Regions from separate parts of the Homo sapiens genome. Here regions 2 and 3 are each linked to region 1. The links are chromatin contacts, found by Hi-C or POLR2A ChIA-PET in ENCODE. All regions are on one chromosome and are shown on one strand. Each heading gives the region's core, a stretch centred on a gene start or an enhancer-like site at or near the end of the contact. The rest is flanking DNA. Distances are from core to core; before and after follow the strand shown.

The links. Hi-C counts contacts between places; a loop is a spot of excess contacts on that map. ChIA-PET counts read pairs that join two places held with the same protein, here RNA polymerase II (POLR2A). Pooled maps may share reads with other maps.
Region 2: a pooled map shows a loop between it and region 1 (10-fold over the local background). The contact joins the promoter of PLEKHH3 here to the promoter of STAT5B in region 1. A Hi-C loop is called at or near these places in 10 of 37 single-sample maps with no recorded cell type and 15 of 50 pooled maps. POLR2A ChIA-PET finds 5 or more read pairs at or near these places in 4 of 52 experiments (B cell, BJ, Caco-2 and 1 more).
Region 3: a loop to region 1 is called in a pooled map, with 3 times the contacts of the local background. The contact joins the promoter of ODAD4 here to the promoter of STAT5B in region 1. A Hi-C loop is called at or near these places in 1 of 37 single-sample maps with no recorded cell type and 4 of 50 pooled maps. POLR2A ChIA-PET finds 5 or more read pairs at or near these places in 5 of 52 experiments (GM12878, H1, activated CD4-positive, alpha-beta T cell and 2 more).

What each region holds. Positions count from the first base shown.
Region 1 is chr17:42,273,895-42,278,175 of GRCh38, reverse strand. STAT5B (signal transducer and activator of transcription 5B) reads left to right here and starts at 1,785. Exons shown (of 19, transcript NM_012448.4): 1 at 1,785-1,928. RefSeq lists a silencer at 1,543-2,152.
Region 2 is chr17:42,674,492-42,678,772 of GRCh38, reverse strand. PLEKHH3 (pleckstrin homology, MyTH4 and FERM domain containing H3) reads left to right here and starts at 1,779. Exons shown (of 13, transcript NM_024927.5): 1 at 1,779-2,371. The coding sequence starts at 2,210. RefSeq lists silencers at 219-308, 659-738, 1,599-1,848, 1,939-1,998, 3,119-3,278 and enhancers at 127-626, 627-1,128, 1,109-1,188, 1,319-1,368, 1,389-1,488.
Region 3 is chr17:41,928,259-41,932,539 of GRCh38, reverse strand. ODAD4 (outer dynein arm docking complex subunit 4) reads right to left here and starts at 1,923. Exons shown (of 12, transcript NM_031421.5): 1 at 1,703-1,923. The coding sequence starts at 1,816. It also overlaps a transcript of ACLY not described here. RefSeq lists enhancers at 1,815-1,914, 2,095-2,184, 1,897-2,800.

The DNA.
Region 1 (4,281 bases), core at 536-3,035:
GGGAGGTCATGCTGCCTGAAGCAAATGTCACCGAAGGGCAGACATCAAGAAGGCAGGACATTCCAGGCAGAGGGAATAGCATGTGTGCAGGGATGAAAGCTCACAAGAAAGAGAAACATGAGTCAGGTGCGGTGGCTGATGCCTGTAATCCCAGCACTTTGGGAGGCTGAGGCGGGCAGATTACGAGGTCAGGAGTTCGAGACCAGCCTGGCCAACATGGTGAAACCCCGTCTCTACTACAAAAATACAAAAATTAGCCGGATGTGGTGGTGTGCGCCTGTAATCCCAGCTACTCAGGAGGCTGAGGAAGGAGAATCACTTGAACCCAGGAGGTGGAGGTTGCCGTGAGCTGAGACCGCACCATTTCACTCCAGCCTGGGCAACAGAGAGAGACTCCGTCTCAAAAAAAAAAAAAAAGAAAAGAAAAAGAAAAGATAAAAGAGAAATATGGAGAACATGGAGCACCTGAGTGTCAAAACATCATGGGCAGTAACTGTCAGGGAGATTGCCAGAGAGCTCGGGGTTGGTTGGCGCATCCATCCTGCTTCCTGCTTCCTTCTCTGGCCTCCAAGCTCCCTGAACCTACTCTGTGCAAAGCACTGTGCCAGGTGTTGGCCCAGAGTATGGGACTGCAGCAGTGGCCTGGGTAGCGGAGAAGGGTTTTTTGACCAGCTGGAGACCTTTGTGGCTGGTGTCATTCTGGAGGTGAAGAGAAGGCCGCTGGAAAGAGCTGCCCAGGGAGGACTATGGGAGAACTTGCAGCTCTGGGCCATCTCTGGACATGAACGTTTTGCATACACACAGGGGAGCTCTGTGTGTCTGAGTGGGGGCGGGAGGGGTCCTTCTCTCTCTTTTGGCCCCTGCAGCTTGGCTTCTGGAGCTTTCCTATGTCTTGCTTTAGTGCTAGCCCTTGGAGGGTTGCCAGGGAAACCGCTGGCCAGCTCCGGGAGATAGACGTAGCAGAGGAAAGGAGAGTGGGTGACTCAGCCTGGCTTCCCACAACCGCAACCCCCTCCTCAGCACGTGGAAAGGATCTGGGGGACCCCCTTCCCCTGGATCCTACAGATGACCCTGTTTATTCTTTCTTCTCTAGAGAGAGCAGTCCCTCCCGCAGCTCTGACTGGTGGGAGCCAGCCAGATTTTCCCAGGAAGGGAACCGGCCCCAGGCGCCCCGTCCCCCGTAGGTTCACCCTGGAACTCGGACAGGTGAATTCGGCCTGGGCGAATGTGAATTCCTGCCGTGCCCATGCAGGCGGCAGGAGCCCTGGCTGAGACGCCCTCCCGGGGGCAAACCCAGGATAATTATTGATCGGGGCCCCTGTGGACTTCTGACCTCGGCCTCGGCGGGAGAGGACCCGGAACGCGGGCCTGGGCTCCCAGGGAGAGAGGTGGGCGGGCCGCGGAGGGGGCCAACCAAAACGACCACGACAGTGCGCCCTAGCCCTGCTAGTGGTGGTCGACCCAACCCAAACAAAGCAGCATGTGCTTGCGGTGCGGCGTCGGCTAGGGAGCCGAGCCGGGAAGACACCCCACCGCCGCAGAAAGGGGGTGCGCGCGGCGCCGGCACCGGCACCGCCGAGCGCGCCGCCACCTCGGGTGTGCCGAGGGGGTCCGGGTCCTTCAAGGGCGGTCGCGGAGGGGGCGCGAGGGACAGCGGGCTAGCGAGCGCGCGCCGGGCGGAACCAGGAAGCGGGGCGCGCTCCGGGTTGCCAGCGGCGCGCGTCCCTGGGCCTCCGCGCGTGAGCGGCGCGCGCGCCCCCGCGGGCCCCGGCGGGAGGAGAGTCGGCGGCCGGAGCCGTCACCCCGGGCGGGGACCCAGCGCAGGCAACTCCGCGCGGCGGCCCGGCCGAGGGAGGGAGCGAGCGGGCGGGCGGGCAAGCCAGACAGCTGGGCCGGAGCAGCCGCGGGCGCCCGAGGGGCCGAGCGAGGTAGGAGCTGCGGGGCGAGCCCTGGGCCCGGGGCCGGGGGAGCCAGGCCGGGGAGCCAGCCCGGGCGGGGCCCGCGCTCCAGCCGCTCAGCCGCCCGTCAGGGCCGCGCCGCCGCCATCACTCCCGGGCCGCGGTGGTTGCGCGCTGGGCGAGGGGCGCGCGCGGGGAGAGGGGGTCCGGGTTGGCTGCCGGGGAGGCTGAGGGCAATGCGGGGTGCGCGAGGGGGACTTGCGAACGCCGCGGCGCCGCGGGGGGCGTGCGCTTTAAAGGCTGCGTGCGCGTGTGCTGAGTGGGTGTGTGGGGACCCCGCGCCGACCCCATAGGAGCTCAGGGGGCTGCTGTCAGCCGCCTCACACCTTCACGTTGCAATTCCGAATATCCCCAGCCGTCTTCCTTGCTTTAACTTCTTTCTTTCAAAAGAGGTTCCCGGGACTCCGGGGATGGGATGAGCCTGCGGGGGTGCCTGGTGCGGTGGGGGGTATTAGCAAAGCTTCAAGAAACAGGGCCTTATAAGGAATCAAGACAACAAATACGAACGTTTCGATAAGACTCTGGGGGGCGGGATCCCACATCAGGACCCGCCAGGCCTGGGCTCGTGCGTGTGGCCGTGGGATGCAGTGTGCTTTTTCTTTCTAGTCAGGGATAAAGGGTTAAAAGTGCTCCTGGTGTCGGGGGGTAGATATGGAGAGTCGGAAGGGGAGTTGTATCACAAAAGCTGGTCTGAGGCTAAAGGAATCTGGCAAGATGGTCGGGGTGAACAAAGAGGAAAGAACTCACACGGAGCAAGAGGCGGTTGCAAACACTTGTAGCCAGCAGTGATGGAAAAGCCAAAGAAGAAAACCAAGTGTCAGCTTTTAGAAAGACGGGATTAATGAAAAGCACAAGAATTTTAAAGACTAAAAGAGATACCGATTCTCTCTTTGCCAAAGAGCCAGAGTCAGTTCTTTTCTTCTTGGTCCCTGTGATCCCGCCATACCTCGTATCAAATAAATAGTGCCAAAAGTGGGTCAAAGAATGTTAGAGCTGGAAAGGAACCCAGCGATGATGCCATTCTTTTATTGTACAAATGAGGAAACTGAGGCCCAGATAGGTGGAGTAAGTGGCCTGCTCAGGTGACACGGCTGTTTGTTGAGTATCCAGGGATTGAAACTTCAAGGACTCTGAGATTCGTGCTCTTCCCAAAGCATCGTGCAGTATACAGATCTTTGCCTAGATACAATTCCATACATTTTCTCTGCAGTGTCCTCAGGGAATGCCCTTTGAAAGGGCCAGCGTGACACTGAATATCATACTTGGGCTTATGTCATTTTTTTCAGTCTTCAAGTGGTGTTTATGGTCTGCTTGGATCTTAGGTTTCCAAAGCTGTTGGATAGCCGCCTGGGCCATAATAAGCTTTCAGCTGTTGGGTCTACATTATTTCAAATAATTTTGTTATCTTTCAATTAAGGTAATAGAACTGTGCCTCTCTCCCCAACATTCTATTGTTGTCCATTTGCTTATGTTATATTGCGTTATGTTCATTGCCTGTGAGTTCCTAGGTGAGGATGTATTTTATTGAGTGTGCCTTTCATGTTTTAAAATTTCATTTTGTAACACTGTAAATATTGGAGTGGTTCTGATCACTTCAAATGGGGAGAATCTTATTGATTGATTTTATTTTAAGGCTTTGGGTTGTTTTGTTTATTCATTTGGGTACCAGTTTCCATCTCATGGAAGATCACAGTTGTTAGAATGGACATGGCTAAATAAGAGAAGGGGCTGCTGATTTTAAGAAAAACTTCCTATGTGACAATTTGTGGTATCTGTTACGTTTAATTCAAACAAGTCCACACCTTGGGTCAGGTAAGCGCGTTATCTAGGAGATGACTTGTTTGCTACTGTAGCCTCTGGAAGATGAAATTTCAAGCTCCAGATTGAGACACAGGGAAGGAATGGAGAGGTTTTTTTTTTTTTTTTTTTTTTTTTTGTAAAGCAAACCATCAGAAAAAAAAAGTTGATTTCTATCACCAGTAGTTTGGTTATTGCATAACTTGAAGCTAAACTCTGCACAAAATAATCTTTGCTATATACCCAACTAGGTAAACTATCCCACCTTCTCATCAGTTCTCACCTTTTCGGTGCTTGTATTTTTTGCCCACGGGATATTAATATGGATTGTGTTCAGAAATTTAAGGTGTGTACTTCATAGTATGTATGATTGTAGGAGAAAAATGTGCTATCATCGTTTGGAGTGTTACAACATAAATATTTTGGTCAACACTTCCTATCCTGCTCTGACTTTTCATCTCATCTCCATTTTCTTCCTCTCTTGATTGTTTTTATGTCATTTACATATGTAAAAGCCACATCAAGA
Region 2 (4,281 bases), core at 530-3,029, 400 kb before region 1:
TTCTCTGGGGACTGGGTCAGAGGAAATGCACTGAGCTGGCCGGAAAGAGAGAGGTTGGATATGGGAAAAAACTTCTCTGCAGGCAAGGGCCTGGGATCCAGACCTGGAAGATGGTTGTGGTATCTCCATTCCTAGGTAATCTCTCAGTACAGGCCACTCTCATGTGGAGAGAGGCCACGGCCGAGATGGCCTCCTAGACACGCTCGCATTGATTCCTGGTCTTTGTTTTACACAATCACAACGGGCAGGATGGTGTTCACGTGCGACAGTTCTCGCGGTTTAATATCGGTCAGCAAAGCTGTCCCCACCGCTCCAGCCTGGAGTCTAGGGTCGAGAAGGGCGGGGCGTGGCGAGGAGGTCTCAAGGGAGGTGCTGGCCTGACGGCCCCGCCCGTCCCGCCCTTCCCCGCCCCTCCCCGCCCAGCCCAGCCCTGCCCAGGCTAGCAGTCCTCAGAGCCTCCCGCAGCAGCGGCGAAAAGGGGTCCCCCACGGCCTCTAGGGGCCAGGATCCAGGGAAGGCCCGGAGACGGCGCCGATCCTCAAAGGGTCCCACACGCCAGCCACTGGGGACCGACCTGGAACCCTCCATCCAAGATCTCTGGAATCGCCGCTGAGTCAGCAACGCGCGCGCGCGCCCGCGGAGGCCGCGGCCCCGCCCCGGCCGCCTAGCGCCTGAGTTAACCCCTTCCTATACAGAGCCGCAGGATATTAGCCCTAAGAGGCCTCCACTGTATTCGGAGACCACAGAATTCCTTAGAATCCAAGTCAGTCTCCCCAGCTGAGTTCGGTGAGCTGTGAGCTCTATATTCGATTTTATTTCCGGCCTAGGTCTGCACCTTCCCAGAGTGCCTGCCTCAACTCCTTCACCTCGAAAAGGAGGTGAGGCCGAGTGCAGTGGCTCATACCTGTAATCCCAGCACTTTGGGAAGCCAAGCTGGGAGGATCGCTTGAGCCCAGGAGTTAAAGACCAGCCTGGGCAACATAGTGAGACTCCATTTCTACAAAAAATAAATTTAAAAAATTAGCCAGGCATGGTGGTGTACGCCTGTAGTCCCAGCTCCTGGAGAGGCTGAGGTGGGAGGATCCCTTGAGCCGAGGAGTTCGAGGCTGTAGTAAGCTATAATGGCTCCACCGCACCCCAGCCTGGGCAAGACAGCGAGACCCTGTCTGGAAGAAAAAAAAAAAAGGGTGGGGGAGAGCTGAATCAGACCGAGAAACTGGAGAAACTGGACTCCTTCTCCCCAGACGTGGAGGGCCACCTCCAGAGCTGTGTCCTCGCAGGTCTGGACATCCTCTTAGTAGCCAAGGCGTTTCCCTTTCTCAGGGACCCTGAGACGAGACAGGGGTTCAGAGAGCGGCAGTTGGGTTTTCCTCTGTCCTGTGCCAAAACTCCTCAACAGGGTTTTTAATTGGTTGGTGAGCCAAGAGTTAAAACAAGAGCCTGAAGGCGGGCTTCCGTGACGTCACTAGCACCCCGCGTCCGACCTCAGAGACTGGGGCGTGGCTAACATAGCCTCGTCCCCTCCCTCCCTGTTTCCCCGCCCCTCCCCGCTGTCACCAAGCCAGGGGCACATGATGCAACCCAACGCGGTTTCAGCCGTCTGATTGGTAGCCGCGCCCGGCGCCAGGCACAGGGATTGGACAGAGGAGACTGTGACGAAACCTGGACCCTGCCTAGTAAAGAAGGGAGGAGAGAAAGAAGAGAGAGGGGGGGCCCCCCGGGAGGGAGGGGGCCGGGGGGGCGGGGTCCCAGCTCTGTGCTCGCGCCCCCAGCGCGCCAGTCCCGGGGCTGCAGGGAGCGCAGCGCGCGCGGCCCGGGCCCCGGCCACCGGACGCCCTACCGGACACGACCCTCCCTGGAGCTTGGACAACTGCCCACCTCGGACGCTGCACCGGACACTGCCCCCCACAGGGCTGGACACTCCAACGGACACTACTTCCCAGCTCCGGACATTGCTCCCTCCTCTCCCGGGGCCCTGGACGCTTTTCCCCCTCCCCCCTCCGGGGGCCCAGACACTGAGCCCCCCTCAGCGTCTGGCTAGCGTCCCCTTGCACCCCAGCCCAGGACACTGCCTCCTCCCTGTCCTCTTCTCCCTTCTGCTCCTCCCACCTCATCTTTCCCCTGCTCGGGTCGGAGCCCCGCCAGTTCCTCCGACCCCCTACTGCTCGGCCGCGGCTGCCCGCGCCCCCATCCGCAGCTCCTCGCCCGGATGCCTCTCCCCGGGGGACTATGGTGGCTTCTCTGCTGCCGTCGAGGCTTCACTCTTCTGCACCGGGACTACGGGGACGGCGAGCTTAGCGGGGACGGGGACGAGGACGAGGACGAGGAAACCTTTGAGCTGCGGACCCCGAGTCCAGCGGGCGGCGGGAGGGTAAGTCCCGGGGGTTCGGAGCCTCGTCTCAATCACTCTCGCTGTAACCGGCCGTCACGCTGATCCGCTCCAGCCTCCAGCCACACGCTGCGCGCTTGGCGAACTAGGGATGAGGGAGAGTTTTTTGCCTGGGGGCCAAAGCCCCCGGGAGCTCTCGGAGCAGCAGCCCTACTCGGGATGTGCCTGTGGGCCTCCCGCTGCAGGCTGGGCGCTATCCACCTGCTGGGGGCCCTGAGGCAGGGGAGGCGTCACGCGTGGCCCGACCTGGCCCTGCCTCTCCCTTCCCCGCTGGGCCCGCGTCCCATCCCGTCTCCTTCCGCCTCCGCCAGCGCCGAGGAATGTGGCGAGGCCGGCTGGGCGGCTCGAACGCCTGGGTCCCCCTCCGCTCCCAGTTCGCAAGTGCGGAGGCCAGATGCGAGAGCTCCCGCTGCGGAGACCTGGACGAGGGGGAGAAGTCATCCCAGGATTGGGGTCTGTGGCGGGGACCCCAAGGAGAGGGAGGTGGGAGCTCTTTGAGGACCCCTCCTCATTACCCTGCCACTCAGGACAGAACTCTCGGCTTTCCCGGGTGAGGCTCCTGGGAAACCCCTGAGGGGATGGATGGTGAGGGACACTGGGCTGCTGCCTGGTTTTGTCGAATCTCCCCGTGGGGAAACGGAGGCACGATTGGTGTGGGAGACCTCCATCCCTTGACGTCTCCTCCCCCATCCCTCCTGCACACTGGCGGCCAGACTCCCGTGTGCTGTGGCCCGGGTCAGGCTCCCATCCCCCGCGCAGGGGTCCCCAGCAGGCCCAGTGGCTCGGTGCCCGGGTGGGGCGGGCTGCGCCGCCGGGGCCGGCGCCAGCACCTGGCGGAGGCGGAGGGTGGATAAATATAGAGGAGGGGGGAGGGAGGGAAGCAGGGCACTGCGATTAGGGGAGTTAGCCTAAGAGGGTGGTCAGTACCTGCCACATGTGGTGTGGCTGACAGCCCCACTCAGACCTTCCAGAAAATAGGTGGAGGTTCACGTAGGAAGGGTGCAGGACCCAGGCGTCCCCAAGCTTCCAGCTTGGGCAGGGTCGGCTTTACCAGGCCATTGCCTCCCTCATGCTCCACCTCAACTCCCCCCTTCCCTGAGCCTGGGGACAGGTGTCCCTGGCCCCCTCCCCCACCTCCCCCTCTTGGCTCTAGCAGTCTGGGAGCAATATGAGGATGGCACGGTTCCCGCCTGACTGGCCTCCGGGTTGGGTTTGTGGCCTCTCTCAGACCCCAGTCTACAGTTGAAGTTCCAGGACAGGGGGAAGGGAGGAGGAGGGGGAGGGGGAGGGCAAAACCCTGAACTACACCTGCCTCCAGAGGGTGTGCCATTCCTCAGTCTGGCCCGCCCTTCCTAAGCCCCAGCAAAGGGGCAGGGTCTCTGCTCACCATTGAGTCTCAGGAGTGTCTATGGGAGAATGTAAGACGCTTTTGGAGAAAGCCCTATACTGAAAGGGTCCCTCTGCCCTTCATTCACCTCTGTGCCTACCACCTGTCCTGCCTTGGCCAGGGAGGCAGTGTGGAAGAAGGGAAAATGAGGAGGAGAGGGTGCCTTGGAGCCTGGCAGAACGAGCTCACCTCTCCTGTTTCAAAGATGGGGAAACTAAGGCCCGGAGACGGGAAGAGACTTGCCCAAGGTTCCACAGTGAGTTAGTGGTGGGGCGGGAATTGGAACCCAGGTCTCCTGACTCTCTGCCCAGTGCTCTTTCCACCCTACCCTACCCCTGATTGTATTTTCAAAGGGTAACTGAGAGGAGCCTTGGCTCCTTAGCTCCTGCTGTTCTGAAGAGCTTGTCCTGTTAAGACTGGCGGGAGGGGCGAGCCCAGGGGCTCCAGCGTGCTCCACCCTAGTCACGACCCCACTCTGTGACTCCTCCTTCCTCAATCCCCTGAG
Region 3 (4,281 bases), core at 674-3,173, 350 kb after region 1:
AAAACAACAGTTTCCTTATGCAGATGTCAGATGTGTAGTTTTGTGGTTAGCACCTCAGCATTGGAGTCTGAGCCCGGCTTTGAATCCTTCCTCTGCCACTTGCTAGTTTAGCGACCTTGGGCATGTTGCTCAACTTCTGTATATTTCCTAATCTATAAAATTGAGTATGCACTGGGTGGGGTGGTTCACGCCTGTAATCCCAGCACTTTGGGAGGCTGAGGTGGGGGGGGATCACCTGAGGTGGGGAGTTCGAGATCAACCTGACCAACATGGAGAAACCCCGTCTCTACTAAAAATACAAAATTAGCCGAGCATGGTGGTGCATGCCTGGGATCCCAGCTACTCGGGAGGCTGAGGCAGGAGAATCGCTTGAACCTGGGAGGTGGAGGTTGGGGTGAGCCGAGATTGCGCCACTGCACTCCAGCCTGGGCAAGAAGAGCAAAACTCCATCTTAACAACAACAAAAATCCAGTCTGCTTAGCAGTGTGCCTGAGGCTGAGGCAGGAGAATCACTTGAATCCAGGAGGTGGAGGTTGCAGTGAGCCAAGATCGCACCATTGCACTCCAGCCTGGAGACAGAGCAAGACTACGTCTCCAAAACAACAACAACAACAACAACAACAACAACAAAAACCATCACCCAATCCCCTTAGGGTGGGATGATGCAATTTATACTAGGGTTACTATAATAATGTTGCTGGTTGGTGCAGCAGCTCACCTCAGTAATCCCAGCACTTTGGGGGGCCGAGGCAGGTGTATCACTTGAGGTCAGGAGTTCGACACCAGCCTGGCCAACATGGTGAAACCCTGTCTCTACTAAGAATACAAAAATTAGCCAGGCGTGGTGGGACATGCCTGTAATCCCAACTACTCCCTAGGCTGAGGCAGGAAAATCGCTTGAACCTGGGGAGGCGGAAGTTGCAGTGAGCTGAGATCTTGCCACTGCACTCCAGCCTGGGCAACATAGCAAAACTTTGTCTCAAAATTGATAATAATAATCATATGTTGCTTACTGGCCACCTTTTATAAGCAACGGTGTGCTGGGGACATTGAGGCTTCTGCATGCAACCTCCCATCCAATCTGCCAGCAAATGATGGGAAGGTAAGGCTGCTCTGTGGAAGGAGGCCGGTTAATCATGAAACATTTAAGTAAAAGTGGAGGAAAAGGTCACTGTTAACGCAGAGAATGGAGATTGCAAGTGGGAACTGGTAGAAAATGGCCAACCACAGGGCTTATCTGTGACAGCAGTGTGTCCATCAAAAATCAGTGAATAATAGAAACAACAGGGTCCTCCAGGCATCATCAAGACCTCAGTGTTATCTGCAATCAAAAGGTGAGGGCAGGGGGCAGGCGCAGTGGCTCACGCCTGTAATCCCAGCACTTTGGGAGGCCGAAGCGGGTGGATCACGAGGTCAGGAGTTCGAGACCAGCCTGGCCAACACAGTGAAACCCCCATCTCTACTAAAAAGACAAAATAATTAGCCGGGCATGGTGGCACGCGCCTGTAGTCCCAGCTACTTGGGAGGTGGAGGCAGGAGAATCACTTGAACCCGGGAGGCGGAGGTTGCGGCGAGCCGAGATCGTGCCATTGCACTCCAGCCTAGGCAACAAGAGCGAAACTCCGTCACAAAAAAAAAAAAAAAAAAAAAAAAAAAAAGTGACGGGTGATGGGGTGATGGATAGGTTGAGAGCTCGACTCACGTTGCTGAAGCTCTGCGCGGCTTTAGAAAATTCCCCGCACAGGTAGAGCCGCTCGCCTTCGGCCATATAAGAGGGAAAGGTGCTTCGCAAGGTCTCGCCTTCGGGGTCCGACATGGTGACCGGATTTAGAGACGCTAAAGCAGAGACAATCAAAGAAAAGCTGGAGAACCTCTATCTGGTTTGTGGAAGCTCCGTTTCTTAGCAACCATGAGATGTACAGCGACTTCCGGTTCCGCCCCCGTCTGGCAAGGGCCCGGATTCTGGGTACAACCTGCCGGCGTGCGCTTGCGCCAGTTCTGCCGCGCACTGGGCCAGGGAGTGATGATTGCGTGGCTGACGGCTGGGCTGGTTAGTGTTTGCTGTTGCACGCTCTGGCGGTTCTCTCTGGAGTTGCTGCCTGAAAAGGCTCCCTTGTAAGACAGCCAAGAAAACAGGAAGAGGGTTGGAGGCAAAGTTCCGAATAGGGATGAGGCATACGTGGTAAGGATATGTGCACGGCGTACCGCCATTAGGGGGAGAGAGCACTGGGCTTGGAGTCAGCAGACTTGGGCTGACTTCGCTCCTGTCACTTCCTAACTGCGTGACCTCTCGCGGGGCATGTAAGGGCTCCCAGCCTCGAATGTTCCACCTGCCAAATAAATATGAAAATAATGGAACACTCAGGGATGCGAGGATTTGCATAAGAAAACATGGAAAATAACGTTGGGTTCAACATAATTTAACGCAGTTATTTGAGCAGCTACTAGTAGCGGGCCTTGACCAAGGCATATTCTGACGTCCTTCCCCATTCCCTCACCATCACCACTCCTCCAAAAGTGGACTAGGTGCTTCTTCTGGGCTCCAACGATACCCTAAGTAGCTTGCTTAACTGCCTTTACTACGTTACTTCCAAAACGTCCTAATGTCATTGTTAAAGTTTAAATAGTAAAAAGATGTCTTTAACTACAAATGCACACACACACACACACACACGGCATACATGTAAAACTGGGGATATTTGAGTAAGATCAGTGGATTGTATCAGTGTCAATTTTCTGGTTGTGTTATTGTACTAAAGTTTTTAAGGATGTTACCATTGGGAGAAACTGGGAAAAGGGTACATGGGATCTCTTTTGTATTTATTTCTTATGAACTGCATATGAATCTATGATTATCTCAAAAGGTTTAATTCAAAATATAAGAAATAATATGGTCCCTGCTTGAAGGAGTTTTATCTAATAGGGGAGAAAGATGTATAAACAAGTAACGGCCACTTAAGTGATATTAACTAGTAATTAAAAGTTCTGTGTGCCTGTGAGGGAGATGAGGACAAAGTGGTGTGAAACCCAGGCAAATGAATGATTCAGCCAGGGTCTGGGATGGGTTAGAGACATGTTCATAGAGGGGTAATATTTGAGCTGAGGGTGAGTATGGTGGAGCCCAGTAGACGTAAGTAGAGAATGAGAGCTAGGTGTGGTGGCTCATGCCTGTAATCCCAGTACTTTGGAGACTGAGGTGGGAGGATCGCTTGAGCTCAGGAGTTCGAGACCAGTCTGGGCAACATGGCGAAGCCCTGTCTCTACCACAAATACAAAAGTGAGCTGGGTGTGGTGGCGTGTGCCTGTAGTCCCAGCTACTCAGGAAGCTGAGGCAGGAGGATCACTTGAGCGTGGGAGGTCGAGGCTGCAGTGAGCCATGTTTGGGCCACTGCATTGTAGCCTGTGTAACAAAGCAAGACCCTGTCTCAAAAAAAAAAAAAAAAAAGGAAATAACATGTGCAAAGGCTGGAGGTGTGTACATTCACAGGGTGTTTAAGGAGCAGCAACAGGTTTAAGGACCTGCAGTGAAACTGGTCCTGTTCTAAGTTAAGGTGGGCTCATTGATGAGTTGAGGACTGTTGCTGGAGCAACCAGGATTAATCAGAAAAAAACCTCCTGCAAGGAAGAGATCTACAGATTCAGTGCAGTTCCAATCAGAACTCCAGCAGCTTTTTTTTTTTTTTTTTTATGGTGGAGTCTCACTCTGTCACTCAGGCTGGAGTGCAGTGATGTGATCTCGGCTCACTGCAATCTCCGCCTCCCGGTTTCAAGCTAGTCTCCTGCCTTAGCCTCCTGAGTAGCTGGGATTACAGGTGCACACCACCATGCCCAGCTAATTTTTTGTATTTTTAGTAGAGATGAGGTTTCACCATGTTGGCCAGGCTGGTCTTGAACTCCTGACCTCAGGTGATCTGCCCGCCTCAGCCTCTCAAAGTGCTGGGATTACAGGCATGAGCCACTGTGCCTGGCCCCAGCAGCCTTTTTTTTTTTTCAGTAATTAACAAGCTGATTTTAAGATTTATGTGGAAATGCAAAAGACCTAAAATAGCCAAAACCATTTTGAAAAAGAAGAACAAAAGAGAACTTAAATTCTGTGATTTCAAGACTTATTTTAAAGCTACGGTAATGGTATTAGCATAAATATGTAAATATATATGGATTAATGGAACAGAAATAGATCCACACATATATGATCAATTGATGTTCAATGAAGTTGCCAAAGAGATTCAATGGAGAAAGGATACTCTTTTCCACAAATGTGTGCTGAAGCAATTGGATAGC